Regions from separate parts of the Homo sapiens genome. Here regions 1, 3, 4, 5, 6 and 7 are each linked to region 2. Evidence: chromatin loops called from intact Hi-C (ENCODE). Cell type or tissue: endothelial cell of umbilical vein. All regions are shown on one strand. Region 1 overlaps SASH1 (SAM and SH3 domain containing 1). Region 2 has its middle 2.3 kb from the start of SAMD5. Region 3 has its middle 360 kb from the start of SAMD5. Region 4 has its middle 200 kb from the start of SASH1. Region 5 overlaps STXBP5-AS1 (STXBP5 antisense RNA 1). Region 6 overlaps STXBP5 (syntaxin binding protein 5). Region 7 has its middle 250 kb from the start of SASH1.

Region 1 (4,000 bases), 1.0 Mb after region 2:
TATTGCAGTCATAATTTCCACATAAATTCTTTGTCACTTATTTCATATGTATCAGAAATAACTTGGGCTCCAACATTGCAGTAGATGCTGTGGTTTAAAGCAGGGACGTGCAAAAGCCATACAATGATGAGGCATCTGGGTGCCATACCATGTCTGTGAAGCCCTGAGTCACGGGAAAGGAACTAGAATAAAATCACTGCTTTTGCAAGAAGGAGGAAATGTACATGGCATTATAAGCTGGAAAGAGAAGGTTAATGTTAAAAATTAGCCTTGAGAGGTGGTCATAACATTGCTTACCCAGTTAGGTGATTTGGTGAATATATTTGTGTAGAAAGGTTTTTCTCTTTCTATAGAATAGATATAGGTCCAGTTAAGCTGACGATAAGAGAAATCAGATTGCCCATTGATATTTAATACAGAATTAGGATAATGTCTATTAGAAAACAAGTCGGTAGTAGCAGCAGCAGCAGCAGCATCGGTGAATAAGAACAGCTCTGAGACCTCCTGATGTCAGTTGTCACGAAATGCTTTCCTTATCTCCTGGCCCTCTCCAGACCCCAATGGCCGTCTCTCACTTTGTGGCCCATTCCTGGTATGCTCTGATTTTATAGTTGAACTCCCAGATTAGATTGTAAGGCCCAGAACAAAGCTCCAGCCCTGTATTTGCATATTTGTAATGTTAACTAAGCCTCAACTTCAGTATAACAGCTGTCAGGATGACTACCACATTCTCAGTACAGCCTTAATGAAAAGTAGTGGAAGAAACCAGCATTCATAGAGTGTCTGCCTTGTGCCAGGCAGTGCGCTAGAAGGCTTCAAATATGATATAAGTATTATTTTAATAATGAAGAATCTAAAGCTCAGAGAGTGTAAGTACTTTACCTGAGATCACACAGCAAGTAAGTGGCAGAACCAGGATTTGCATCTAGATTTCTGTGATTTCAAAAATGTAGGCATTTTCCTTCTAGGATGTTTCTACTTTATCAATTCAGTTAATTATATATATATATATATATATATATTTTTTTTAATGAATAAGCAATGCTTATAGTATATTAGGTTGGTGCAAAAGTAATCGCAGTTTTTACCATTGAAAATAATGGCAAAACTGCGATTACTTTTGCACCAACCTAATACATTGTACTTTTCTGTTCATTTCTTCCATTTAATAGCTGTTCATTAGACTTCTCTGAGAAGCTGGTAATACAAAATATTGAAGCCCGAATCTACAATTAAACTTTTATTACTGATTTTTAAAAAAGATAATTAGCTGTAACATTAATGTGTGTTGTGGGGCACAGGGCGGTCACTCAGTGGCTTTTACTAGAAAAACAACAGTGAATTTGAATCAAGTTCTGCAAATACAGAAATCACTAAGATATAAGCAGTTCCGTGAAGTTTGCAACCACCTAAAAGGATAATAAAGTTTTCATTCTTTATAACATCAGCATTGTTCCTACTGAAATTAAAAAGTGTGGTCAAACACAGTCACTGAATCAACCGTTTTCTTTCTGGGCAAATGTGGCATCTTCATTCACTGAGAGAAAAGGGTCACCATGAATTAACTTGGGCAGTTCGATGGGAAAGTTACCAGCGTTTTTGGCTAGGATGGGGAAGCGGTGAGTGAGTAATTCTCTTGGCCTGATTGGACAACTGTAAACATAACCTTCTCCCCCCCTCTTCTCAGCGATTTAAAGCTAAACAAAATGAAAGTCTGTTTGAAAAGCTTGCTGTTGGTGTCAGAGCCGTGGGATTTCAAACCTGGGTTTTCAGGATGCCTGAGTACATGGATCCTCTAACACATATCCCTTCATTATCTCTACTGAATGTAGCTGATGTTAGGGGAAGTTCTGTGCTGGAGACAGGGAATCTCACAGCACTGGACTCATGGAGGGTTTTTCTTTTGTTTTTTAGGCTTTTTAAAAAAAATGGTTGGTTTTTGCATGTTAAGGGGATTCTAGACCTCTGGGGTAGGCAGAGTTCCAGTGGCCTGTGAAAGGGAAAAATGAGTGAAGTTTCCTTACGACATGACTCATGTGTTTTTTTCTCATCATTTCTCGTTTTCTACTTTCATCCTGTCCACGTATTTGTGATTCAGAGATGTCCTGCAAACGGGGACTGCTGGGTTGGTGCACTGCCGGCTGGCTTAAGCATAACTGAAGTTTTTCTGCCCTACCCTCTTTTCCACAGAGAACCTGCAGTTTTGGAGGATTTGACTTGACGAATCGCTCTCTGCACGTTGGCAGTAATAATTCTGACCCAATGGTGAGTAACATCAGAGGAAAGCAAAAAATATGGATTCAGGCGATGAGGTTGACAATAGTTCACCATTGAGTATCTTTGAGAATTGATACTGGGTACCGTTTTCCTTGGTAATCCTGAGTCACGTTTGGAAAAAAGCTCTATTTCACTTGCCTTACAGACTCCACTGTTCCACGTGGAATGAATGATGACCACTCTCACTGCCATCTCCTTCCTTGAGTAGCACAGTTCCTTTAATGCCTTTGCTTCCAGTTTTCTTCAAGTAACAAATCCAGATAAGTCTGGCCTCTGTGGTCTGAGTCATTTTGCACACGGCCTTTTCTTCTTGCTAGTTGCAAGCATGTAACTACTACACACACATAGTGCCATGAAGTGGAGCCCTGTGATTTGGTCCCCAAGAGTATGTGCTGGCATTTTGGAACACCAGTCTTATTATGGGCCCAGTACCTGGCCCCACATGGCCTATACTAAGCCTAGGATTTTGTGGTCTGGGGTGTCCTGGAATGAACCCAGTCTCTGTGGGACCAAAGCAGACCAGATCCCTCAGGGGTCTGGTGTCAGGCCCAGGTGTCTGCCCTCTCAGACCTGCTTTGGGGTCATAGTCTAGGGACAGGCCACCACAGTGGCACACAAGTTTTGTTTCCTGAAATTTGCTTTCTCAGACCCCAAGGGTGAAGGTGAGTCTTTTTTTTTTTTTTTTTTTTTTTTTTTTTTAAGATGGAGTCTCGCTCTGTAGCCCAGACTGGAGTGTAGTGGCACAATCTTGCCTCACTGCAACTTCTGCCTCCCAGATCCCAGTTAAGCAATTCTCCTGCCTCAGCCTCCCGACTGGCTAGGATTACAGGTGCACGCCACCATGCCCAGAGAATTTGTGTATTTTTAGTAGAGATGGGGTTTCTCCATGTTGGCCAGGCTGGTCTTGAACTCCTGACCTTGTGATCCGCCCATCTTGGCCTCCCAGAGTGCTGGGATTACAGGTGTGAGCCACGCGCCCGGCCTTTGGTGAGTCTTACATGTAGTTTAGCTTGTCCTTTGCATTGTGTCATAAAACTGTAAAATGAAGATTTCATGTTTCATATTTGTTATGATCATGGGTCAGCTAAAATACCCACCTGGGATATATATGAAATGTTTTGAAAATTTCCTGGAAGAGAATTAAACTATTTTATTTGGCTATCGAATTATATTGATTCTTAAGCCAATAGTTTTCTGCTGTCAATCTTTTTTAGAAATGAGAGAAAATATGATTTTTTTCTTTCTCAGGGAGAAGTTTGTTTTTTAAAAAAATGCAGACTAGAATGAGAGATGACCACAATCTAGCTCTTTAAGAGAGAGAAATTTACACACTGAGTGCTATGGTGATGGAAATCCAATCAGATGTTGCTCTTCTAACGACTGAGCTTTCACCATTTGTTCTAATCTCTTTCTCCAGGCAATTCGGTAGTATTATCCCTCTATTCTCCCCCATTGCTGGGATTACATGAACATTGGTTCATGTAAATCACTTTTTTTTTTTTTTTTTCCCTCTGAGAGGGAGTCTCACTCTGTCGCCCAGGCTGGAGTGCAGTGACGCGATCTCAGCTCACTGCAAGCTCCACCTCCCGGATTCACACCATTCTCCTGCCTCAGCTTCCTGAGTAGCTGGGACTACAGACGCCCACCACCACGCCCAGCTAATTTTTTGTATTTTTAGTAGAGACGGGGTTTCACCGTGTTAGTCAGGATGGTCTCGATCTCC
Region 2 (4,000 bases):
TAAAAAGAAACTTTCTCCATAACCTATTTTCCCATTGATTTTCATTAGGCAAGACATCCCCTCTGCAAAAGTAAGTGTGGCCCCAAACATATTAAATAATAATCAGCATGATCAATATTTTGAAAATTTTTATATAACTCTAACAAAGCAATGATAAAAGTAACACAAAATTAGAGGTAGTTGACCATGTTTTCTGAGTAAATTGTGTGTTCTAACGCTGTGACTAGGAGCAGAGTAGCCACTTGCATTTTCAAAGTACATTTTTGTCTGGATTTCAAATACAGTTTAATTTTGAATTTTGGCTAATATGATCACAGAATTTGGAAAATATTACAGATAGAAGAAAACACTGCTTTGTATCTTTGTAATCTTTACAATTCATGAACTAACATATTTGAAAAAGCTGTCAATTTATTCTCTACATATTTAAAATGCTGAAGTCCCTCCCATTCCAATTAATGAAGGAAAACCCTTCTTTTTTTGCTTCAGTGCCTGGCACTGAAGTGCCTACTTAATAAACATTTGATGAGTAAATGAATGATTTTGACAGTAGCCAAGAGCTTGCAGCAAAAATGAGGTAATGCAGTACATTGCAAAGAGCAATGTGAGGAAGCGGATCTGGGTTCTTGTCCCAGTTCTGTCATGAACCAGCTGTGTAACTTTAGGTAAGGAACTTGACCTCTCTGGGCCTTGGCTTCCTCCATGCAAATCTGGATGCTGGGTATGACCTCCAATGACCTCTAGTTCTAAAAGGCTACAGTTCTAAATCTTAAAATTAGCCATTCTTGCCAGTGTCACTTTGAACTTTAGCCATTAGTCTCCACAGAGATAGACACATTTTAGCGTAGTAGCCTCTAGAATGAAATCTATTAAAAGGTTCAATATGCTAATGCAAGCAGTGGAAAGATACAAGCCTCAATGGTTCACCCAAAGAGGACTCGAGTAAGTGTAGAAGTGTACAAGAGAAATAGAAGGGAAACCTGGGAAAAAAAAGTCTCTATAGCTCAGACTAGTGAAGTCTCCAGAAAGCAGGTTTCCTGAGAGGTCAAAAGTGAGTAGGTTTTATTTATGACTGATTAACAAGTGATGAATTTATAAAGGGCTTCCCTTCCAAAGAGAGCACCAGAATGCTTTATTTCCTAATTGGAGAGTGCTTTGCACATAAATAAAGGAGGATCGCTGCTGCCTGTCAGGGAAGCACTTTGATAGGGCAAGCATGTTCTCGTCTGTGTCCTGATTGACTGTGTGACCTTGGGCAAGTCATTCGTCTTCCCCCAACCAGTATCCCTAATCGTAAAACGGAAATAAAAATACTCACTGCCTTCGCTGAGGATTTATAAGACAAGATGAATATGTTTAAGCCCCCAGAGGGGAAAAGGCCACATATAAGAAGGCAAAGAACTACAGACTCGTGCTGTTGGACTTTTCATACAACTTGGGAAAGAAAACAACACAACAAAACTCTTGAGCTATAGGCCGGGCGCGGTGGCTCATGCCTGTTATCCCAGCACTTTGGGAGGCAGAGGCGGGCGGATCACCTGAGGTCAGGAGTTCCAGACCAGCCTGGATAACATGACGAAATCCCGTTTCTACTAAAAATACAAAAATTAGCTGGGCGTGGTGGCAGGCGCCTGTAGTCCCAGTTACTCAGGAGGCTGAGGCAGGAGAATTGCTTGAACCCAGGAGGCGAAGGTGGTAGTGAGCCGAGATCATGCCACTGCACTCCAGCCTGGGCGACAAAGTGAGACTCTGTTAAAAAGAAAAAAAAAAAAAAAAAAGAAAAGAAAAGAAAAGAAAAAAAGAAAGAAAGAAAGAAAGAAAAAAAGACAAAAAAACTCCTGAGCTTTAAGTTTTCCAGTCCCAAAACAAACAAACAAAAAACCCCCAAACAAACAAAAATCCTCACCCCATACAACCTGCCCATTTTTTCCCCCTACATGTTGCACAGCACAGCACAGGCTGGGGACTGTGATTCGAAGGTGAGTAGCTGGACGGCTGAAGGCTGATGTTAAATTTATCCCCCCAGAATTCGAACCCCTTGCTCCATCCGTAACAGTGAGATCGTTGGCAAATTAGTTTTGATGTCTCAATCTCTTCTTCTGTAAGATATGGGATAATATTACTATTTACCATATGTGTACAGATCTGTGAATAGATGCCTGGCATACAGTAATTTCCCAATAAATATTTGCTGATAATTTCTGTTTCTTAGCAGCATCATTCAAACTGCTGAAATATTTTCTTTAAAAAAAAATCAAAGGTCCTTCTGAGATAGTATTGGGATATAAAGATAAACGTGACAAAAACATTTGTGCTTCAAAGGGGAACCAGTATAAAGCCATAAAGCCCACTTTCTTCTGCTGAATAGAATGAGTTTGGGGACAGGGACAACGCCTTAAAATGGGTCAACGCGCGGACGCGAGGGGGCACTGTGAGTCCGCTTTGGCGAGGGAGAGGCGGCGGCCCGCGCGGGGCGGGGAGGGCTGCGCCCTTCCAGCATCCCAGCGCCCAGGAGCTTCGCCACCTACCAGGGTCCGAGACCTTAACTCGGTTCCGGAAAGGGCGTCCCGGGTGACCCAAGTTTGGGGCCACAAGCAGCTCCACCGGCTCTCCGCGTTGGTCTCTCCCCTCCCCCTAAGCAGACAGTCCTTTCTGCCAGCTGTCCTTAATTTGAGATTCGTGAGTCCCGGGGTTTGGGAAACCAGAACCCCCCTGCGACTGTAGGGAACGTTTTGGGTGCGCCTATGTCGGGTATTTTCCTGGGCAAAAGGACAGAAGCTGTCATCTGATTCTTTAAGGGGTTCGTGTCCCAAGAGGGGGTTAAGCTCTCTTGGTTTAGGATAAGAGGGCCCACCTAACCACCCACCCAAATGCCAAACACACAGCAGGTCGAGAAACGACTCTGAAATCACTCCTTGTCCACTTCCCAAGGTCGGGCGAGAGACTGGCACGCCCCACGGGCAATCTTCAGAAAAAAAGGTCAGATCTGGTCCTTAAACAGCTCAGGTGCGAAGCTGAATCGCCCTTCTGCGGAAAGAGAGGAGACAGTACCTGCCCCCGCCGTCCCTCACTTCCCTTAGTCCCAAGAAGAGGTCAGACACCGGGAAATGGGGCCCAGGCGCTTGGTCTGTTCCACCTGCCACTCGAGTCCCCAGTCCCAAGAGGCTGCTCAGACATTGGCATGATGGGGAAACTCGATTGATTTTGTTACCTCCTAGAGGGAAAATGCCGTGGGCGGAGATGTCTGAGCGTCCCTTCCAACACGAGCTGGGTGGTGCTCTATTGATTTTCACGCGATCCCCGGGCGGGAGCGAGAGGATAGGCTCGGATTCCCGGGCTCCAGGACCGAACGCCTGGCAGTGTCCCCGGGGGCAAAGCCACCCCGGGAGCCCGTGCAGTATACTAGGTGGGGGGCCCGGAGAGAAAGCATAGCGCCGACGAGGGGGAGGGGCCGGGCAGAAAGGAGGGTGGGGTACCGGGTGGGACACACTGACCTAGGAGAAAGTACAACCCACCCCAAACTTTCGCAGACCCGGGAGCTTAGGAAGGGAGAGCCAGGAAGACAGCAGCCTCTCCTGCCGCCCAACGTGCCCAGCTGCAGCGAGGAGGGGCGGCGCGCAAGCCGGCTGGACCCGGGCGGTCCCCACGTTGCGCCCACCCTCCGGGCCAAAACGCCGCCGCTCGGGTCACTGAGTGGCCGCCCACGGAAGAAGTCAGATCGCCGGGCTCTGGGCTGCGTACGGGATCCGAGGAAGGGGGATTCAAACGCGGATCCGGAAGGAAGGGACACTGAACCCCGCAGCGTCCCCAGCGCCGTGGGGCGGCGGGACGTGTCCTTGGGCTGCCAGCGGGCGCGGAAGCTGGAGTCCGGCAGGGTCGGGAAGAAGTGAGCACAGACTTCCACGGGTAGAAGAGTCAGATTAAACAGAAATGTGAAAAGCAACCCAGGGCAGCCAACGGAGCCCAGCAGCGTAGAAGCCACCGGCTTCCCGCCGGGAGG
Region 3 (4,000 bases), 360 kb after region 2:
AATAAGATTATCATTGGTTGATGGATTTATGGGCAGTTTTAATTATCCTCTGTATACTTTTCCTTATATTCCAAATTTTTACAATGAGCTATGGTTACTCAGAAAACAAATGTTATGAAAAAATACTTAGCTCTCTCTTTTACCCACTCAATTTCACTACCCTCTTCCTGCAACCTGGTAAAATAGTCAGTAAACCCACTGTATATAACTAGAGGTATTTTATACTTCTGCATGGTGTAGATTCTGGCTAAAATCGTTTTAAAAGAATACCAAATACATCGTAGACACAAAAAAAGAAAGAGAGAAGGGCACAGTAGCATTCTATCCATGTGATTCTGTTGGGCTTATTTCCTTTAAAAGCATATGACTTGAAATTTTGTTAATATATATTGTTCATACAGAGCTGTTAAAGAAGAAATTGAGTTATTTTCCAGTGTGAGAAAGTCTGTATGAGAAGGAAATTTACATGGACAAAATGCTAAATAGCAACAATTTTATGAATGCTAAGATCCAAGCTAGGAAAAGGAAAATTTTCCGAATATTAATCTCTCTATCCAGATAAGAGTGAACTATAATTTACAAACACACTGCTGTTGGCCTGATGACGGTAAAAACACTTTGCCAAATATTTCTTCCCTGTATATATGATATGTCTGGCCCGTGCTACTGTTATATATCTAATTCACTCTTATTTACTTTCTCACAATTCTGGGACAATTAACCATACTGTAGCATACTTGGTCAAAAAGGTTTTTTTTTTTTTTTTTTTTTTACTTAACACTGATAATGTTTTTATACTCTAAAATATGCCACCTGTGAATATATGGAGAGAGAAAGATATCTTCGGACTTGGTGAAAAATCAGAAAATTTCCTGTGAAACCTTGGTGGAAAGATTTTTTTTCTTAAGCTTTAGAAATAATATGTAAAATGCCTTTTAAAGAAGTTCGTGATAAGGGCAGTTCATTTGTGATGGGATGGAATGATTTCTATTTTTGAAAAGAAAAAAAATTAAGTCTTCCCCTGGCTGACCCTGCGTCTCCCCTCTCCCAACCACTTTATATCATGCGATGCAATCAGCCGAGGCCAAGGGGTCTCCTTTCTATTGCCTATTGATTTATTTTAATAGTGTCATAGAGATTACAGCTGTAGTGTGCACATTAAGTGGCTAAGGCCAAAGGAGGATTGGTCCTTCTAGTTGGCTTTTAAGTTTAGGTTTAAATGACCTCAGTATTGTACTTCCATCAGATTCACTAAGATTCAGCCCCAGGAGGTCAATGTCCCAAATAGTCAGCTTAAAAAATTGGTGGCTGAATATTCTGTGTCTTCCTTATTGCTAAAACAAACAAACAAACAAAACAATTCTATTCCCTCTGGGGTGTTCTCATCCTGAAAACAGAAGCCTAGAATAAGAATGTTTTAAAAAAGATTCTCCACTATTACCAATGTGTTTAATATTAAAAATTTACTTATCCTTATTGCATAATTCTTTATGTTGCAAGAGGGTTGGAGGGAATGTGAATTATATACTTTTTACAAGATGTTGACTGAAGCTAGAAATATCATTAGAAAACTTATTTTGGAACAGATTGATTTCCCTTTACAACTATTCAAAGCTGAAAGAATATGGAGCAGATGAAGGTAAATGTGCAGGGAAAATTCCTTTTACCAAAGCATGCTTGTGAGTTCTTTTAGATGGCTTCTTGGGTTATATAAATTTAGTTTGAGGTCATTATATGGATAATTTGTTACTAAGTAAAGTAGTTTGTCAGGTTACGAGACATTAATCTTCCAATAGGTCTTTAATTAGGACAGATGCACTAAATAATTCATAGCAAGACTTGGCCTGGAAACATTTATAATACTCAATTATACCATTTTACAGGCAATGGCAAATTGTTTTTGTGTAGTCTGGAAATTGTGGGACTTAATTAATTACCTTCAATGTTTTAGACATCTGCTCTGCCCTCTTTTAAATGCATTAAATTGGCAACTCATGAAATGTTAAAAATAGAGTTCAAATTCCCCAGATGGCAAAGGGTGAAGATCAACTATGACAGAAAAGAAAAAGCCACTCTGTGGTGTACTGGAAATATGAAACCAAATTACATATCCAGTAACATTTGGCTTAGAAGGCTCTCAAGTCTGTGACAGTTATTTTTAAAAGAATGAGAAATTTTCATGGTTTTAAAAAGCATTTAACTTGCCATTAAATACACTTCCTCCCTGGTTTCCTGAGATAGGCTGCAGTAAACAAACTGGGAAACCAGGCAGTGTGCAGATATAAAACACATATCAATCTCTGTCATGTAAACACCTCTGAGTGAAATTTATTTCTGCACAAATAACTTTGCCCCTATAAGTTGTACCAAAGACATGACCAAAAATAAGTACTCTAGAAGTATTTGCAGAGGCATTTTCATATCATAGATCATAAATGATGGAAAGGGGAATTAAGAGCTTATTCCATTTGTAATTAGATCACAGAAAACAGATGGTGATGGCTTTGCACTGGGTAGCAGGATGTGACCATTTAAGTAAACAAAAGGAAAACGGATGTTCGTTTCATTTTTCATCCTAGAAATTCCTCTGAGAAAGATTTTTCTGAGAAAGAAATTTCTCTGATTAAGAATAATATGTGAATCAGTTACAAAGGATCTAAACACATTCTGAAAGCTCTAAATGAGGCACGAGTGTGCAGATGAAGGGGTCCCCTCTGATTGTGATAGTCAGCTGATGCTGTGGCCCTTGGAGTCCAGATATCTGCAGCTTTCTGAAGGGCATTTCTCTCAAGGTTGTACAGTTTCTCCAGAGGGCTTGGGAGATGTTTTCTTCAAATGGGCATAGATTTCAGGTCCTGCCTCCAAAGCAGTTATGCTGGGTCAACATGTGGGCTCACGTGGAGGCAGAAGTGTTTCCTACTTGAGTAGCTCCTGAATGGAATGGGGGAAAATGGAATTGACTACCAACATGCTCAGTGAGTGGACAGGGCTTTGTGGCCAAGTCCCTTAGAGAATACACATGAATGCTATCTAGCAGAAATCCAGTGCAAGCCACATATGGGATTTAAAGTTTTCTTGGAGTCACAATTTAAAAAGTAAAAAACAAACAGGTGCAATTAACTTCAATAACATGTATTTTATCATCTCCACTTGTAATCAATATAATTATTATTATTATTATTACTTTGATACAGGGTCTCGCTCTTTTTCCCAAGCTGGAGTGTAGTGGTGCAATAAGGTTCATTGCAGCCTTGACTTCCCAGGCTCAAGGGATCTTCCCACTTCAGACTCCTGAGTAGTTGGGACCACAGGTGCTCACCACTACAACCAGCTAACTTTTTCTTTGTTGTTTGTTTGTTTTAGAGACTTAGAGACGGGGTCTCCTTGTATTGCACAAGCTGGTCTTGAACTCCTGGGCTCAAGTGATCCTCCCACCTCAGCCTCCCAAGTGTTGGGATTATAGATGTGAGCCACCACGCCCGGCCAATATAAGAATTATTAATGGGATTTTTTACATTCTTTTTTAAAATACTAAGTCAGCAAAATCTCATGTATATTTCACATGCATAGCACATCTCAAGGCTAATGAGCCACCTTTCAAGGGCTCCATAGCTCACTGTGGCTAGTGACTACCATACCGGACAGTGCAGCTCTAGGTAATGAATGGGATAGCAAGGTAACACATACAAACCTCCAGGGTATGCATCTAGCACGGTGCTGGGAAGAAACTAAATAGGTGCTCATTATAAAGGCCGGAAGAATCCTTCCCACCTGTCAAGCATGAGCTTAGTATTCTCAGAGGCCTTCCCTTATTTTCTTCCATCCCCATTCCCTGCCTCCAAGACAGAAGGTTGCTCTTTTCTATGCCACAGAAGCACTCTATTTTCCCTACATCCCCTTTGGTGTGTGTGTGTGTGTGAGTGTGTGTGTGTGTGTGTGTGTGTGTGTGTGTGTATATATATATGTATATATTGCTATTAATACAGCATCATAATTATGT
Region 4 (4,000 bases), 640 kb after region 2:
GAGTTTTCTCACAAGTCCCATGACCTTAATAGCCCATTTGTGTCTAAGAGAGAAGTGTTAAAATTCTGATCAGATGCTCTTTGTGCACAAATGAACTTCATGTCTTACCAGTGGACCTAGACATTGCTTTGGAAGACCCCAAGTATTAATCCCCCCCATCCCCTTGCTGATCCATTGCCCCTGAGTAAAACACTCTAACCTCCCCTGAATAGAGGTTATCAACTCAGATTAGTAGTTGTCAGACAATGTTCTGAGATGCAAATGGGGCACAGAGGTGGGAAGGACATACCTTCTCCCAACTCCTGTGTTTGCATGACCTGTCTCCTTCCCATTTCCACAGCCTCTGTGATTCCTCCTCTCCAGCAAGTAAACCTGCTTCCCCTGGGAGCTGAAGGGACTGGCTGGGGAAGGAGGATGGAGGGTTCAACTGCACCAATTCAGCGAGTTCCATTTCAACTCCGGGCACCTGTGGCTTCCAATTCCTAGGACATGCTGGAGTTCTTTGGTGCAAAACACATAATTTCTTGTTGACACTCCACTACCAGCCTTGAGTTTTGGGTTTCTTCTCTCTGCTCTGTCTGTTACTCCCTGCGTTCAGCTGTCCATGTTTCAGAATTTAATCACCTTGTCTGCTCTCTCATTCTCTCTTATCCCTTGTGTACTTCCATTATTTTTGTTATCTTTATTACCTTTTTAGAGAAATTTGGACAGAAGCAAAGATAAGCACAGGGGTTAACCTAGCATGGCTTAATTAAAAGTTTCTCCCTCTCTTGGATTTATACTACTTATTTTCCACACTCAAATATCCTTGAGTTTTCTTTCATGTCACAGTTATGTTCTGAGTGATGTAAGATATTCCATGGGAAAAGGGGGGTTCTATGGTCAAGGAACAGGGTACACTATTCCCTCACCTCTTGCTTCTAGTTTCCTTTGTGACATCTGAAATATTATGTTCTTTATTCCGATTTAATTTTTGGTTGTTGATTATGTATCCCCAGCTATCATGTAAGCCCCCTGAAGTTACAACACAATGCTTGCTTGTGTTTTCTATTATGCTTGCAGACCACCCTTTAGATAGATATCTGTCACTCCTGCTTAGAATGTGAGCCCGTTGGACAGGGACAGTTCCTTATCCATCTCTATCCTCTGTATCCCCAGCACCTGTCAGAGTAGCTGTAATATCACAGGGATCACTGAGTGTGCTGATAAGTGAGTGGGTGCGTGCTTTCTCCTACATTTCATAATCCCTTTCTCACTGTGTGTCTGGGGAGAGTCCCTGAAAGCACAGTAGATGCCGTGGCATCTTTCAGCTGAAGGATTTACGTGCTCCTAAATGCGAAATCATCTAATACTGAGCGTTCTTCCCATACAGTAGGACAGAGGCCGGGTAGTGATTTGGGGAAATGGTATGAATTCTGCCTTTTTCTCCTCACCCATGCACATGCCAGCCCTTAAAGAGTATCTGCGTGGTCACTCCAGCCAGACCCCCTGCAGCCCCCCAGTCAGAAGCCAGATGGTCTTTCTACTTCTCTGAAAGAGAGGAGTGTTTCTGGTAGTCCTAAGGTAAACCTCAGAATTCATTTTCCTGGACAAATAATTTTATAAATGGTTGGCCAACTTTAGTAGAAATGGTACTGTTAGTAAAATATTTCCAATTCAATCTGGGTTAAATTGATTTTAGGGGTTACCCTTGGAAACGAATTATCATATTTTAAATTTTTTTCTGTGGGAAAATGTATTTTGAGTTCCAAATGACTAAGTTATATATACACTTTAGGAACACTGCTCACTCGTATGTTAGGGACTGATTATATTGTATTTGTAGTCCATCTGGGGCTATGAGAACAAAAAGAAAATCAAATCATCAACTGGATAATATCACCACTGAGAGCAACAAATCTAAAGTAACAAAATAGTCCATAATATGGAATATCACATCAGAATAAAAATGAATGTATTTTACACAGTTTGTGATATTTGTGGGCTGGCTTGGTGTCTGCAAGAAAGAATGTCTCATAAAATTGTACTGAGTGGGTCTAATGTGAGATTATGTTTGATTCTGTGCTAGGGCCTGAGATAGTATAACTTAGTTATGAGTCCAGAAAAAAGTGATGATGGGCACTTTGCCATTTACCACCTATATAGAGGCCTGAATCATTACACAGTGTATTTTTTAAAATCTTTTGAAGCCTTGTGAATGGACTAAAATTGACTTGGTGGTGGAAGATGGAGCTCAGAGGTTAGGGTCCTCTCTCAATTTTGTTTTGTTGCTTTTTTATTTTGATCACATTAATATGGTCATATTAATAGTCAACTCAATGTTTCAAAGCAAAATGGAGATGGAATTCTGGACATTCGGAGTTCTGGTGGAACAAACACTTCACACCAGGGGGCGCAATGGAGCCACGGCCTTTTATACACACAAGCACATTGATGATGTCTAAGAGCAGCGACTGGGAGGAATAGAAGAAAAGGAAAAACGAAATAGGAGAGTGTTTCATAAGAATAAAGTCTACAGAGAGACTAATTTCTCCTAAAATTAAAATCATGCTACCACAGGCTTTATGTCCAATTATATGTCATTTGAGTGGCCTGAATACTTTTTACTTCATGATTTATAGATCCAAAAATAGGTACAGAATGAACGTATGTTTATTTTGCTAAAGACTTTAAGAATTCCGTTACCGTTATTGTAAAATAATTCAAAATCATGAAACAGATTCATTATAACACCAGCTCATTTAGTTATTATTTAGAGACTATATATGTATAATACTTTAAAAGGTATAGTTGACATAAAAATTCGATGTATTTATTAGGTACAACATGATTTTTCAATGTAAGTAAACTTTGTGAAGCAGTTGAAGCAAGCTAATCAGGGAACATATATTAACTCAATACTTTATTTGGGCCAGACACTGTGCTAGCTGCAACCTTTAAATTAATTATTGGGGCTACAGTGCTTAATAAAACCAGTTCATAATCTGTTGCTGCTGGAGTACAAAAAGTTGAATGACCTTACAAATTCAGTATTTCTATATTTGTCACTATTTTTTTTATTGCATATGTTGTTTCCTGGGTAGTCCTAATATGTTATATGAGTTATTTTATGCTTATATTGTGACTGCATTTTTAATTGAAGAAACATTTGCCATCTTTCACTTTTTAAACTAAAGCCAAAATACAGGTATGCTTAGCAGTTTATTGTTTTCAAATTTTCAAATCAGGTAAATTTGATTAATTTCATTTAATAAATGAAAAAGAGATTGGGTACGGTGGTTCACACCTGTAATCCCAACACTTTGGTAGGCTGAGGCAGGAGGATTGCTTGAGGCCAGGAGTTCGAGACCAGCCTGGGCAACATAGAGAGATGCTGTATCTCCAAAAAATAAAACAATTAGCCTGGTGGCGCACTACTGTAGTCCCCGCCACTCAGGAGGCTGAAGTAGGAGGAATTGCTTGAGCCCAGGAGTTCGAGGCTGCAGTGAGCTATGATAGTGCCACTGAACTCCCATCAGAGTGAGAGAGCAAGACTGTCTCTTAAAAAAAAAAAATGAAGAGAGTAAAACATTATGCCAAGTTACTAACCAGATACTTGCTAAAAGGTAAATGATAGATTTAAAAATATAAAAAGTCTTTGACTCTTAGTATCCCATGGAAGCACAAAAATTCACAGTGGTTTGTAGATGGTGATAATAATTTTTTTTTCTTGGCATCTCTAAGAATATATTACCTACCATAAAGATTGTATACTGTCAGGAAATAAAACATTTTAAAATAATATTCAAAAAAACCTAGTCTCATGAGAGGCAAAAGTTTTCAAGTATTAACTACAAAAAGTTCAGTTGGAAATTTCCCCGTCTTCCGAGAGGTGTCATGAGCTGAGTCAGCTCCTAGCTGTGACCTTCATGTGACCTCATACATCACCTTCACCTCTCTCAGAAAATCTATGTCTTCATTCTTAAAGATAAGGACAATAACCTGCTTTGCATTGAGGAAG
Region 5 (4,000 bases), 650 kb before region 2:
TCATTCATCCATTCATACAGTCACTCACTCATTCATTCATCAGAATTCATTACTGAGTTCCTCCTTTTGTAAGGTCACACCCTACAAGCTGGGGGAGACAGAGATGAAGTCAGTGGTTCTGTCTCGGCTTATGATTATAGTCACCTGAGAATCTTCAAAAAAGAAAAAAAAAAAGATGCATTGCCCTGGCCCCATCTCCAGAGATTCCAAATGAATGAGTCTGGGGCAGCTCCTGAGCATCAGTGATTTTTAAAAGATTCCTGGGTGATCTGAAAGTGCAGCTAAGACTGAGGACCATGAGGAGATGAGGGCACGAATAACATGGATTAAAATGAAAAGGCAAGGCTATCCTGAACACTTCAGAGGGACTGCTCTCAGGAAAGCCTCCCAGCAGGCCTGCACCCTTGGCCTGCACAGGACTGACAGCCCTTCTATCTCTGCTCAGCCCCATTGACCACAAATTTAGCCACTGCTCAGGCGAGAGATGTGGCACATCTGACTCAAACTGAGCAAAGAGAAGACGGTAGCATGACTAACTTTCTCTCAGCTGAACAATAATGGTACCACCTTTCTCGAGGGAGTGTGCATTTTGAGAAACTGTGCGGCTGCCGCCCACCCAAGCTCAGGAGTCCCAACGCTTGGGCAGAGAAGATTTTGAGGCAGGTCTAAATGTCTCTAAAATTTGTATGGCTATAAAAAAGGAGGAGTTCATGTCCTTTGCAGGGACACGGATGAAGCTGGAAACCATCATTCTCAGCAAAATATCACAAGAACAGAAAACCGAACACCGCATGTTCTCACTCGTAAGTGGGAGTTGAACAATGAGAACACATGGACACAGGGAAGGGAACATCGCACACCGGGGCCTGTTGGGGAGTGGGGGACTGGGGGAGGGATAGCGTTAGGAGAAACACCTAATGTAAATGATGAGTTGATGGGTGCAGCAAACCAACATGGCACATGCATATCTATGTAACAAACCTTCACGTTCTGCACATGTACCCTAACACTTAAAGTACAATAAAAAATAAATAAAATAAAATAAAATCTGTATGGCTAGGTGAGGGTAATAGCTTACACTTCAAGGGAGGCCGATGTAATTCTGGAGATGTGACAGGCGGTTGCTGAGATGTTTAAAGGAGTAAGCAGAAAAGAAGGAAATTGAGGACATCCCGGCCTTCTCCGGGTCTTTCTGCTTCTGTGACAGGATGTAGAGTTAAAATCATGAGAGGACTGCAAGCCCTGCCCCTTCACATTCCTCCAAGCACTGAGAAATCCTATCTGGTCCCCTTCTCTGCTTTGTCAGGCTGAGGCCTGGCCTCTCTGTCCTGCAGGTGCACGGGTGTAAGAAAAGGACTGGAGCCCGTGTGAATAAACTGCTGAGAATCAGCCCTTCCTCCCATGGAAATCATATATTGGCTGGGGCTCCAGGGTATGCTTTGTGCTCCAGCGGTAAGATTTATTTCTTTTCCTTCTCTGTAGAAAATTCCCCTCTCATGGTGGCACAGGGAGAAAATAATGTCCTAAAAGTGGAGACAGACTGGGGCAAGCAGATGGCTGCGAAGGCGCCATTTCTCTGTGTGTCCAGCAGGGGGCGCCGATGACAAGCGCGCGGGCTGCGAGGCCGCACAGACTCTTACGCAACGATGAGGGCGCAGGCTCGCGGGCCAAGGATGCTGACGCAGGCCTGAGTCCGGAAAAGACCCGCACATCTGGGGCCCAAGTGGCCCATTTCCCCAGAGGCGAGCAAGGACTCTCAGGAATCGTCATCCTTCCCATGAAATCCTGGAAACTGCTTAGTTGAGTTTCTGGTTGACTTGCGCTGCGTGCAGCTGGCAGCTGCCGGTGAACCCAGTGACACTGGTTCAGTGCTCATGTTTGTTTTCCAAAAGGGGCTGCCCTGATTTTTGTTTTTTTAAGACTAAATAATAATAGTCATCATAGGCACCCTTTTCTGAACAGCCCCTCTATGCCTTCCCGGTGCTAGGGGTTTGATGCTGATTGTGTATGTTCCCCTGCTGTGTGTGTTTCATCCTCTCATCCTGCAGCAAGGAGCCCCACCAGTGCCTCCCATCAGACCTCCCTGCTGTGTTCAATGCAACTTGCTTTTAAAAGGGAGCCAGGGAGAAAGGGACGGAAGGAGGGAAGAGGAGAGGACACCAATCCCTTCCCAGATTCATTCTACCTGTCAAAGCGAGAGAAAGCTTGTGTTTGGAGAATGAACAGGAAACGATGTTATTTGATTGTCTTAAATCAGTTTCATCTTGCTGTTATTTTACTGTTTAAGGCTTCTGTTTGTTCTGTTTCGTTTTGTTTTCAATTTCCCTCAAATGCGTCAGTGATCTCTAGAATATTTCTGTATTCTAGAGAAGATTTGTGCTTAACAGGGAGAGAAAAGGTACAATGGGATTATTTCTGGTAAATAAGGCTGCTTTTTTAATCCCTTTGCTTTCTTAATTTTGTTAAAAGAAAAATTATGAAGTTATTTTTAAAAGAATTATAAGAATTCAAAACCAGGCTTCCTTCACTGAAGACATGTTAACTTAAAAATCTGGAAAATATAGATCTAGAAGAAAAAGCATAAACTGCACTTACAATCTCTTAGCCAAGCAATAATTGTTATTTAATTTAGTATATCAAGTAAGGATCTTTTTCTAATATTCTATATGCTATACTAGAAAGTGTTATAGTATTATACATAGATTAACAATCTATTGTTTTCTTTACTTAAAATATTTTGATAATTTTAAATATTTGCGCAGTGTTTATCATGTGTCATATAAATGTAACAAAATACATTCAGTTAATTTAATAAGGATGGATATTAAAGCTATTTTCACTATTTTTTTCTGTTTTTCTATTGTAAACATCACTAGGTCAATAACTTTTACATACATTTCTATTTCCTTGGGAAAAATCTCTAAAAGAAAAATTGAAGATCAGTGGATATTTAAAGCTACTCAGCATGTATTTGCAAATGGTCTTCTAGAAGCACCGAGCCAATTTGCGTTTTCACCAATGGTTAGGAGCCAATACCAGTAGAGTTCCTTTTCATGTGCTTTGACAATTTTATAGGTTGCAAATAGTATTTTATTGTTGTTCTAATTTGCATTCTTGTGTGTTTTTCTCTTGAATTTTTCAGACTCCTTTAAGGATCTTTCCAAAGGTCTTCAATTTTGATATAAGCAACAAAGAATAAGAGTGAGTAACAGCTAAAGAAACCAGGGAACTGTAGCGGTAGAGTGTAGCAGTGAAAATATTTAAGACTTGATGAAACAATGTCCCTTGCATAGACCGATGCTTTTATAGGCACTCCGGACCTGCAGTGGACTGTTTCTGTTCTCCCAAAATCCATACGTTGAAATCTAATCTTCAATGTGATGGTATCAGGAGGTAAGGCTGGGAGGTAATCAGGTCACAAGAGTGGAGCCCCCATGAATGGGATTAGTGCCCTTCTAAAAGAGGCCCCCAAGTGCTCCCTTGCCAGCTACTGGCTGAGGACACAGTGAGAAGACAGCTGTCTATGAGCCATGAAGTGAGCCCTCACCTGACATCAATTCTGCCAGCACCTTCATTTTAAACTTTCCAGCCTCCAGATCCGTGAGAAATAACTTTCTGTGTTTATAAGCCACCCAATGTATGTTTTGTTTTGTTTTTACAGCGGCCTGAATAGATTTACAGCCAAGAAAATTAGAGAGGGGATCCAGGTTGGAATTAGTCTTCAATCTGATTACTCAATTATGATGACTAAAAGCCCTACTGAGCACCAGAATTCTGGTGATTTTTTTTTCCCAAGGTAGCCTAACATAAGGCAAAATTGTAGCATGAAGGAAGGGGATGACTTCTGAGAAGGCTTTCTTCACCTTGTACAGAAACCCAGGAAGTGGGTTGTGGACACAGGTTTGCACATGTCACCTTGTGGTGTGCATATGTGCGTGCTCTTGGGAATGTCATCCCTCCTTATTTTACCTGCATGTGAAAGCAGCAGGAACCTGTGCTA
Region 6 (4,000 bases), 120 kb before region 2:
CATTCTTAGACTTTTTAATCTGTATTTACTTTGGGGGGAAAAAAGCACTCCTATATCTTAAATGTCCTTCTTTTTTCTTTTCCCTTTTAGGGTATTTGTTCTCTTGGATTGAAATTTATGCCCACAGATTTTTCTTTTCATTTGAAAATGAATGTGAAGATACTGTTTACAGCTTTTGTTAATTGCACTTTTCATCACTCTGATCAATTTCTTGTAAAGTGCTATGGGAATTATTTTTCCTGTGAATATTAATGATTTTACTACTGCCTCCGAAGTTTTAAAAAAGGTTCTGTAGACAGAAAACAGTTGTTGCAACCAAAAACAACCAAAAAAAGAAAAAAAGGGAAAACTGGCTTACCTTTCTCAGATGAATTAAATGATTTTAATAACTTCCCAATTACCAGGGTTATAACATTGCTTTCTTCAGTTATTAATACAGTCAAATTAATTTTAACAATATAGGCACAATTCATTTACAAATTCAGTACAGTAGTCCAGGGCTACATGTAAGTGGTCTCTTTATTTTATTCTTTACATCAGAAAAATCATGAATGTCAGTTTTGCCAGTATTTTACAATGAGGCTTATCGTTTAAAATTTTATAGTGTATGACATGTAAATAAACCAGTATTTATTGTAGGTTGTTTGATTCAGGCATTTCAAATGGATATAGGTTAATGGCAATGGAATCCTATTTATTTGGTAGTTGGTTTTGTTTGTTTTTGTTTATTTACTTTTGCTATTTGTTTTGTATTGTCTAAACTTTGCTTCAACTGAAGACAGTGTAAGGAGTTGAAAATACAATCAACATAGCAATGGAAAGCAATGCAAAGAGGGTAAATCTTGTTTTAATTTTTTTAACTTTTTTTTTTTGTAAATAAATAGTACTGTGATACTTTAGGTGTGACCTCTATTCCACATGATAGTTAGAACCAGAAAAACACTTTTGCTTTCTAGTTATACTATTGGTTCATTGTAAATGCATTACCAAAAGACAATATGAAAAAGAGCAAGATTAAGTTTTTCTAACATTGTCCACTTCAGGGGCAAGCATGCTTGGTATAGAGCTCTAGCTTGTGTATACCTTAAACTGTAACTTGCAGGTGTTTTTCAGTTGCTGCACTTTTTATTTAATCTTGCTCAGTCCCAGTAACTATCTCAAAGGTAATTGCTGGAATATGCATTTTGAAATACGGTTTAAAAAAAATCTGTGTATTGTTTCATCTAAAAAGAAAAGCACTATTGGAAACACTAAAAACGTGTTAAACTTTGTAGTTATTTTGCATTCCTGTACTTTACAAACTGTCATCACAGCAAAAAGTTTAAAATTAGGTAATGAAATATTTTTGTAAATAAATACCGTTAAGCTGGTATTTTAAAAAATGTATTATAAATTAATTAATGTTTCTGGAAAATGTTCATATATATGTATATGAATGTCTCTTTATGCTGAAGGGCTCTGATTGGGCAAAATAAAATACTCTAATCTCTCCTGAAACTAAACAAGCCCTTTTTCCTGGAAAATTTGTTCTAATTTTTTTCTGAATTATGGAATTAATCTATTAATAACCTAAGAAAATAATTGATTAAAAAAATAGATTCCCACATTTACTGAAAGTGAAGCTAATCATATAACTCAGGTAATACCAACTATATTTTTCTTGACTATCTGGAGTTTTTGGTGAAAAACACCTACCCCTGTGTTGGGTGGATTGAGAGTAAAGGAGACAGGGTGAGAGTTAAGGAATAGGAATGAAATCTGAGTGCATGCTTCTTGGCCTTTAGTGTGTACGCGAATCACCTGAGGATCATATTAAAATACAGATTCTGATTCATTGCATTTGAGGTGTGGCCTGATTTTGCATCTCTAACAAGCTTCAAGCTAATATAGATGCTGCTGGTCTTGGAACATACTTTGAGTAGCAAGGATATGGATAGTTTCCACAGAGTGTCAGTGTCCAACTACTTGTACGAAAAATGAGTATCACATTAATGAATCTTGAAAAATGTAAAGAAGACCAAACAGTACTTACCACTGTTTCTGTTGTGTTTTAGAATAAAAGACGTAGTAGTTCTCTTATTACATTGAAGGATTATTTGATTTTGAAATATATATATTTTTTATTGTGACACATGCTTATCCCACATGGTGGCAGTCTCGTCTCACTGTGTGAGCCTTTAGCAAGAAGCGTTGCAGTACAATTTTACATGGGAAAAAAACATAGACTTTCCAAAGGATAATTTTCATGATACTTTTTTATCCAGAAAGTTACTAAACACTCTTAGATATGGAACAGATAATATGTTCCTAAGGTATTATAAAGTTATGTAAATCATTTGGTAGAGTGATCTGGTTTATTATCAAAAAATTTTTCAGTGTCTTTCTAGGAAATAGAGGCATAAAGTGATAAAATTTTAAAAACTGAAGATTGTCTTCATGTCTCCGGTCATGCCTTTTTAAAGAACATTATATTGGGTATGTGCTGTGTAAATAGTACAGTGCTATCCACTGCTTTAGATAAAAATTTAAGTTGTCATTGTAACCCTTCATAGGAATTTACAGGAAGATTCTGATTTTCTAGGAGTTTACAGGAAGATTCTGATTTTCTTCCATTAGTTTAAAAATTGTATGTTTGCCCCATTTTTATGCTTTTTTCAGTTTTTGTACAAAAGTGTTTTGTCCTAGGTACCTTAAGGAAAGCTTTCAAAATGCTTTTTTTAGACTAAAACATCTTTTAAATAAGAAAATACTTACCTGTCATTTTATTTTTTTCAAATTCAGTCTGTCTTTTTAATATCAATAATGTATATTCTGTTAACTTTAAACTTATGGAAATATTCTAACATTTAGTTTTAGTCATTTTATATGATTTTATACTGTTTTAAAAAACAAAACCCCATAGCTTCTTTTTTTAATAACTTTTCAAAAACAGCATGAAAGTAAGATACATATTTAACAAGGTTCCAACAAAATAGAATATTCTGTTAGTAGCAAAGGAAGGGAGTCTGAGGACTTCATTTAAAGTTATTAAGGAGAGAGAGAGAGAGTGTGTGTGTGTGTGTGTGTGTGTGTGTGTGTGTGTGTGTGTGTCCCACCAAACAAGAGACCTCCTTGTTCATCTCTCCCGGGCTGAGTTCGACTCTGAACCTTTCTTTCCACTTCTCTCTGCTGCTTCCATTTCATTTCTGTTCCTGCCCCCCATGCCTCTCACCCCAATTCTCTTTACTCTTTAGTATGTTTTATTTTAGCTAACTACTTTTCTTTGCCCATTTAGCAGGGAAATAATGCAATCCCTCTGTTTCCCAGGGCCCCTCCTAAATACTGAGTAGATTTGTAAATAATGTTTGTAAATACAATAACGCCATCCCTACTCTTTGTTACCTCCAGACACTCAAAATATCAGCAGATAAAGCAAAACACATTAGTACATGGAAGAAATACTGTGCTGAGGCTGAGAATTGTAACTCCCAAGAGCACTGCAGGAGTATGTTTGGATAGAACACACTGCTGCTTCACTAGGGTGTTTATCCAGCTTGCTTTTTTATTTTTTGAGACACAGTCTCACTCTCACACAGGCAGAAGTGCAGTGGTACAATCATGGCTCACTGCAGCCTTGAACTCCTGGGTTCAAGCAATCCTCCTGCCTCAACCTGCCAAGTAGTTTGGACTACAAATGTGCCTCACCACTTCCAGTTAAGTTTTTTATCTTCATTTTTTTGTAGTGACAGGTTCTCACTATCTTGTCCAGTCTGGTCTTGAACCCCTGGGCTCAAGCGATCCTCCTCCCTTGACTTCCCAGAGTGCTGGAATCACAGGCATGGGCCACCACACCCAGCCAGGTGTTTTAGCTTTCAAGATCAAAGATGCCCAGAAATTACAGCATTGCATGAGTACAAAAGTTAGAAGACCACACATTTCAGAAAGTGAAAACCTCCATGTTCCTTTAATAACAATGTGACTGCAGATACCATTAGTCTAAGCAGTGGTTCTCCAACTTGAA
Region 7 (4,000 bases), 580 kb after region 2:
TCTGGACTCTTAATTGTATTCTATTGATTTATATGCCTATCCTTATGTCAGTATCACAGAGTCTTAATTACTGTAGTTTTATAATAAGTTTTAAAGTTTGGAAGTGTGAGTGCTTCATCTTTGTTCTTTTTCAAGATTATTTTGGCTATTTGGGTTCCTTGCATTTCTATACAAATCTTAGGATCAGGTTATTATTTTATGCAAAAAAAGGCAGTCAGTATTTTTATAAGGATTGCATTGAATCTGTAGAGGAATTTAGAGCATATTGCCATCTTTGTAATGTCAAGTGTTCCAGAGGAGTAATGTCAGCAAAATGGAGGAATATAGGAGCTTTCTACCCTCATCTCCCTACAGTGCACCAATTTAGACAGCCACCCATGAAAAAGATTAACTTTGTGGGAGTCTGAGAGTCCAGAGAAGCTTCAGCATGTTCTTGGACCAAAAATCTAAGAAGTGATGCACTGAAGAAGGTAAGAAGAACAGTTTCATTTTACCCACATTACTCCTCCCCCAATTTGGCATAGGTCAGTGACAAGAGAGACCCACGTGGTCCACAAGTTTCTCCCATGAAGGGAAGTAAAAAGCATAGTGAATGAGCTCCCGGCCTTCCCAGCTGTGCAGGATGCACTCAAGAGGCCTATCTCTTTCTTGCCCCACCCAGAATACTGAAAAAAAATCAGCATAACTGAGTAGCTGGGGGAGCCTGGGAGCAGGGAAGAGAGGAAGGGATTCACAGCAACTAACCAGGAAACTCAACAAAGGGCCATGTAACCTACTAACCGTCTTCTCAGATTCCATCAGGTAGTCCACTTAAAAGCCATTTGGGATGCCTCAACAGCACACCCACTCCAAATGTCCCCATGAGGACTTCCAATGTTTGTCATGGCTCACCTTCACACACACTCTGTGACTGGATCCCTGTGCATTTCCCTCTCATCCCCTCCAGTCTTCCTCCCAATGCACAGTGAGTGTGAGCCTTTGCAGATGGCTTGGGAGCCTGCACAATCAGCCAGCTTGCCTCTGCAAGACTGGGAGAAGGCACATAAACTTGAGCATTTTTTTCCCTAGGGCATCACCCTGAGGAAAAAAGCAGAGGCACTGAGCATCCACTGTGACTCAGTGAGACTGTGAGAAGGCATACAATCTTAAGATACGAAAGAGAAGATGAGAGTGGGTTGGATGCATCCATAGCAAAGGTCTGAGACTATGTACAGTGGTTCATGCCTGTAATCTCGGTATTTTGGAAAGCCAAGGCAGGAGGATCACTTGAGCCCAAGAGTTTGAGACCAGCCTGAGCAACCTACTGAGACCCTGTATCTACAAAAAAATGTTTTTTTTAATTAACTGGGTGTGGTGGTGTGTGTCTATAGTTCCAGCTACTCCAGAGGCTGAGGCATGAGGATTGCTTGAGCCCAGGAGGTCAAGGCTGCAGTGAGCCATGATTACACCACTGCACTCCAGCCTGGGCAACAGTGCAAGGCCTTTTCACAAGAAAGAGAGAGACAGAGAGAGGAAGAAAGAGAGAGAAACGAAGAAAGAGAGAGACACAGAAAGGAAGGAAGAAAGCGAAAAGGAAGGAAGGGAGGGAGGGATCCAGAGAATACCTAGCTGGGCTGACTGGCCAAGTTATTTCTCTCCCTAAGCCAGTCAGTAAGAATTAGAGGAAGTGACTGCTTATTTAAATGCAAAGACAGCAGTACAAAACTTCAAGGAACATGAAAAACTAAGGAAACATGATATCATCAATGGAACACAATAAATTTCCCATAACTAACCCCAAAGAAAGGAAGATTTATGAATTGCTTGACAGTAGTATTCAAAAATCATTGTTTAAAGAAGGCTCAGTGAGCTATAAGAGAAGCACAGACAACTAAAAAAAAAAATCAGAAAAAGTACATAAGCAAAATGAGAAGCTTTGTTTTGTTTTGTTTTTTCGGAGATAGAGTCTCACTCTGTAACCCAGGCTGGAATGCAGTAGCATGATCTCAGCTCACTGCAACCTCCTCCTCCCAGGTTCAAGCGATTCTCCTGCCTCAGCCTCCCAAGTAGCTGGGATTACAGGTGCCCACCACCACGCTTGGCTAATTTTTGTATTTTTAGTAGAGACAGGGTTTCACCATGTTGGTCAGACTGGTCGCAAACTCCTGACCTCAAGTGATCCACCCGCCTTGGCCTCCCAAAGTGCTGGGATTACAGGCATGAGCCACCACACCCAGCCAAGAAGTTTAACAAAGAAACAGAAATAATTAACTAAACAAACTCTTGGACACAATGAATGAAATAAAAAATGCAATAGAGAGGCAACAACAGACTTGATCAAACAAAAGACAGAATTTGTGGACTCAAAGACAGGTCACTTGAAATTATGCAGTCAAAGGAGAAAAGAAGAAAAAAGAATTGAACAAAGAAAGCTTATGGGATTTACAAGTCACCACCAAACAAAAGAATATATGCATTATAGGAGTCTCCAAATGAGAATAAAGAGAGGAAGGAAAATAAGTTTATTTAAAGAAATCATAGCTAAAATTTTTCCAAGTGCAGTGAAATATGGACATCCAGATACATGAGGCCCAAAGGTTCCCAAACAGGTTCAAGCCAAAAAAAACTTCACCAAGACATATTATAATCAAATGTCAAAAAGCAAAGATGATGGATTTTGAAAGTAGTATGAAAAGAGACCTATCACATGCAAGGAGACCTTCATTAGACTGTCAGAAGATTTCTTAGCAGAAACCCCAGCAGACCAGGAAAGAGTGGGATGATATAGTCAAAGTGCTAAAAGAAAAAAAAATGCCAACCAGAAATACTTTATCTAGCAAAGCTGTCCTTCAGAAATGAAGGAAAAATAAACATTTTTCCAGACAAACAAAAGCTGAAGGAGTTCATCACCACTAGACTTGACTTACAAAAAATGATAAAGGGAGTTCTTCAAGCTGAAATGAGAAGACACTAATTAATAACATCATTGGTCAAGGTAAGTAAGAGTAAGTAAGTACAGTCAAATTCAGAATACTCTAATACTGTAATGATGATGTATAAATCACTTTTAGCTCTAGTATAACAGTTAAAATACAAAAGTATTAAAAATAACTATAGCTACAATAATTTGTTAATGGATACACAATATAAAAAGAAGTAAAGTCTGACATTAAAAACATAAAATGAGAAAGTAAAAGTGGAGAGTTGTTGTATGCAATTGAAGTTAAGTTGTTATAAGCTTAAAATACACTTTATAACTATAATATGTTATATGCAAGCCCCATGGTAACCACGAAACAAAAACCTATAGTAGACCACAAAATATAAAGATAATCAAAACATACAGTATTTTTTTAAAAAATCATCAAATCACAAAGGAAAATAGCAAGAGAAGAAGAAAGGAATATAAGTAAGAACTACAAAACAGTCAGAAAAGGATTACTAAAATGTCAGTAGTAAGTCTTTTCATATCAATAATTACTTTAAGTGTAAATGAGCTAAATTCTCCATTTGAAAGACAAAGAATGGCTAAATGGATTTTTTTTTTTAATCTGCTACCTAGAAGAGACTCACTCTAACTTCAAGTTACACCTAGGTTTATGTGAAGGAATAGGAAAAGATACTCCATGCAAATGGAAACCAAAAGAGAACAGGGTAACTATACTAATATCAGACAAAAAAGAGCTTAAGTCAAAAATTGAAACAAGAAACCAAGAAGGTCGATATATAATAATAAAGGGATAATTTCATCAAGAGGATATAATAAGTTTATATACATCTAACATCAGAGCATCTAAATATAAAAGCAGTTTTAATGTATCTGAAGGGAGAAATAGAAAGCAATACAATAATAGTAGAGGACTTCAATACCCCACTTTCAACAATGGGAAGATCATGCAGTCAAAAAAATTAATAAGGAAACATTGGACTTCAACTATACTTTAGACCAAATGGACTGAACATACATATACAGAACATTTCATCTAACAGCATCAGAGTACACATGCATGTCAAGCACACA

The links. A loop is a pair of places that touch in the nucleus more often than their neighbours do. Peaks named below come from ENCODE experiments on the same cell type or tissue, not always from the same donor. Only the 100,000 strongest peaks of a DNase experiment are listed, where the experiment ranks them.
Region 1: a loop joins it to region 2, with 4 times the contacts of the local background. A loop is called at or near these places in 3 of 110 quality-filtered maps.
Region 3: a loop joins it to region 2, with 6 times the contacts of the local background. A loop is called at or near these places in 2 of 110 quality-filtered maps.
Region 4: a loop joins it to region 2, with 6 times the contacts of the local background. A loop is called at or near these places in 12 of 110 quality-filtered maps.
Region 5: it touches region 2 in a loop (16-fold over the local background); 4 of 110 quality-filtered maps call a loop at or near these places.
Region 6: it touches region 2 in a loop (7-fold over the local background); 10 of 110 quality-filtered maps call a loop at or near these places.
Region 7: a loop joins it to region 2, with 9 times the contacts of the local background. A loop is called at or near these places in 2 of 110 quality-filtered maps.

Annotation. Positions count from the first base shown.
Region 1 is chr6:148,523,101-148,527,100 of GRCh38, forward strand. SASH1 (SAM and SH3 domain containing 1) reads left to right here. Exons shown (of 20, transcript NM_015278.5): 11 at 2,191-2,265. Among named protein-coding and RNA genes, the nearest start is that of SASH1, 180 kb to the left of the region's middle. In endothelial cell of umbilical vein, no CTCF peak of the experiment used is centred here; a DNase peak (open chromatin) is centred at 2,031; H3K27ac peaks cover 1,483 bases.
Region 2 is chr6:147,504,369-147,508,368 of GRCh38, forward strand. No RefSeq gene overlaps it. Among named protein-coding and RNA genes, the nearest start is that of SAMD5, 2.3 kb to the right of the region's middle. RefSeq lists a silencer at 2,474-2,523. In endothelial cell of umbilical vein, a CTCF peak has its summit at 2,423 (motif pointing right); a DNase peak (open chromatin) is centred at 2,523; H3K4me3 peaks cover 1,585 bases; H3K27ac peaks cover 1,279 bases.
Region 3 is chr6:147,866,530-147,870,529 of GRCh38, forward strand. It overlaps a transcript of SAMD5 not described here. Among named protein-coding and RNA genes, the nearest start is that of SAMD5, 360 kb to the left of the region's middle. In endothelial cell of umbilical vein, no CTCF peak of the experiment used is centred here; a DNase peak (open chromatin) is centred at 2,372; H3K27ac peaks cover 2,935 bases.
Region 4 is chr6:148,142,721-148,146,720 of GRCh38, forward strand. No RefSeq gene overlaps it. Among named protein-coding and RNA genes, the nearest start is that of SASH1, 200 kb to the right of the region's middle. RefSeq lists an enhancer at 3,711-4,000. In endothelial cell of umbilical vein, a CTCF peak has its summit at 2,399 (motif pointing right); a DNase peak (open chromatin) is centred at 2,421; H3K27ac peaks cover 1,655 bases.
Region 5 is chr6:146,856,038-146,860,037 of GRCh38, forward strand. All of the region lies in intron 8 of STXBP5-AS1 (STXBP5 antisense RNA 1), which reads right to left. Among named protein-coding and RNA genes, the nearest start is that of ADGB, 260 kb to the left of the region's middle. RefSeq lists an enhancer at 1,735-1,894. In endothelial cell of umbilical vein, a CTCF peak has its summit at 1,580 (motif pointing right); a DNase peak (open chromatin) is centred at 1,694; H3K4me3 peaks cover 203 bases.
Region 6 is chr6:147,388,972-147,392,971 of GRCh38, forward strand. STXBP5 (syntaxin binding protein 5) reads left to right here. Exons shown (of 28, transcript NM_001127715.4): 28 at 1-1,502. It overlaps LOC124901421 (a long non-coding RNA gene), which reads right to left. Exons shown (of 3, transcript XR_007059802.1): 3 at 1-4,000. Among named protein-coding and RNA genes, the nearest start is that of SAMD5, 120 kb to the right of the region's middle. In endothelial cell of umbilical vein, a CTCF peak has its summit at 2,147; a DNase peak (open chromatin) is centred at 2,140.
Region 7 is chr6:148,088,787-148,092,786 of GRCh38, forward strand. No RefSeq gene overlaps it. Among named protein-coding and RNA genes, the nearest start is that of SASH1, 250 kb to the right of the region's middle. In endothelial cell of umbilical vein, no CTCF peak of the experiment used is centred here; a DNase peak (open chromatin) is centred at 1,765; H3K27ac peaks cover 996 bases.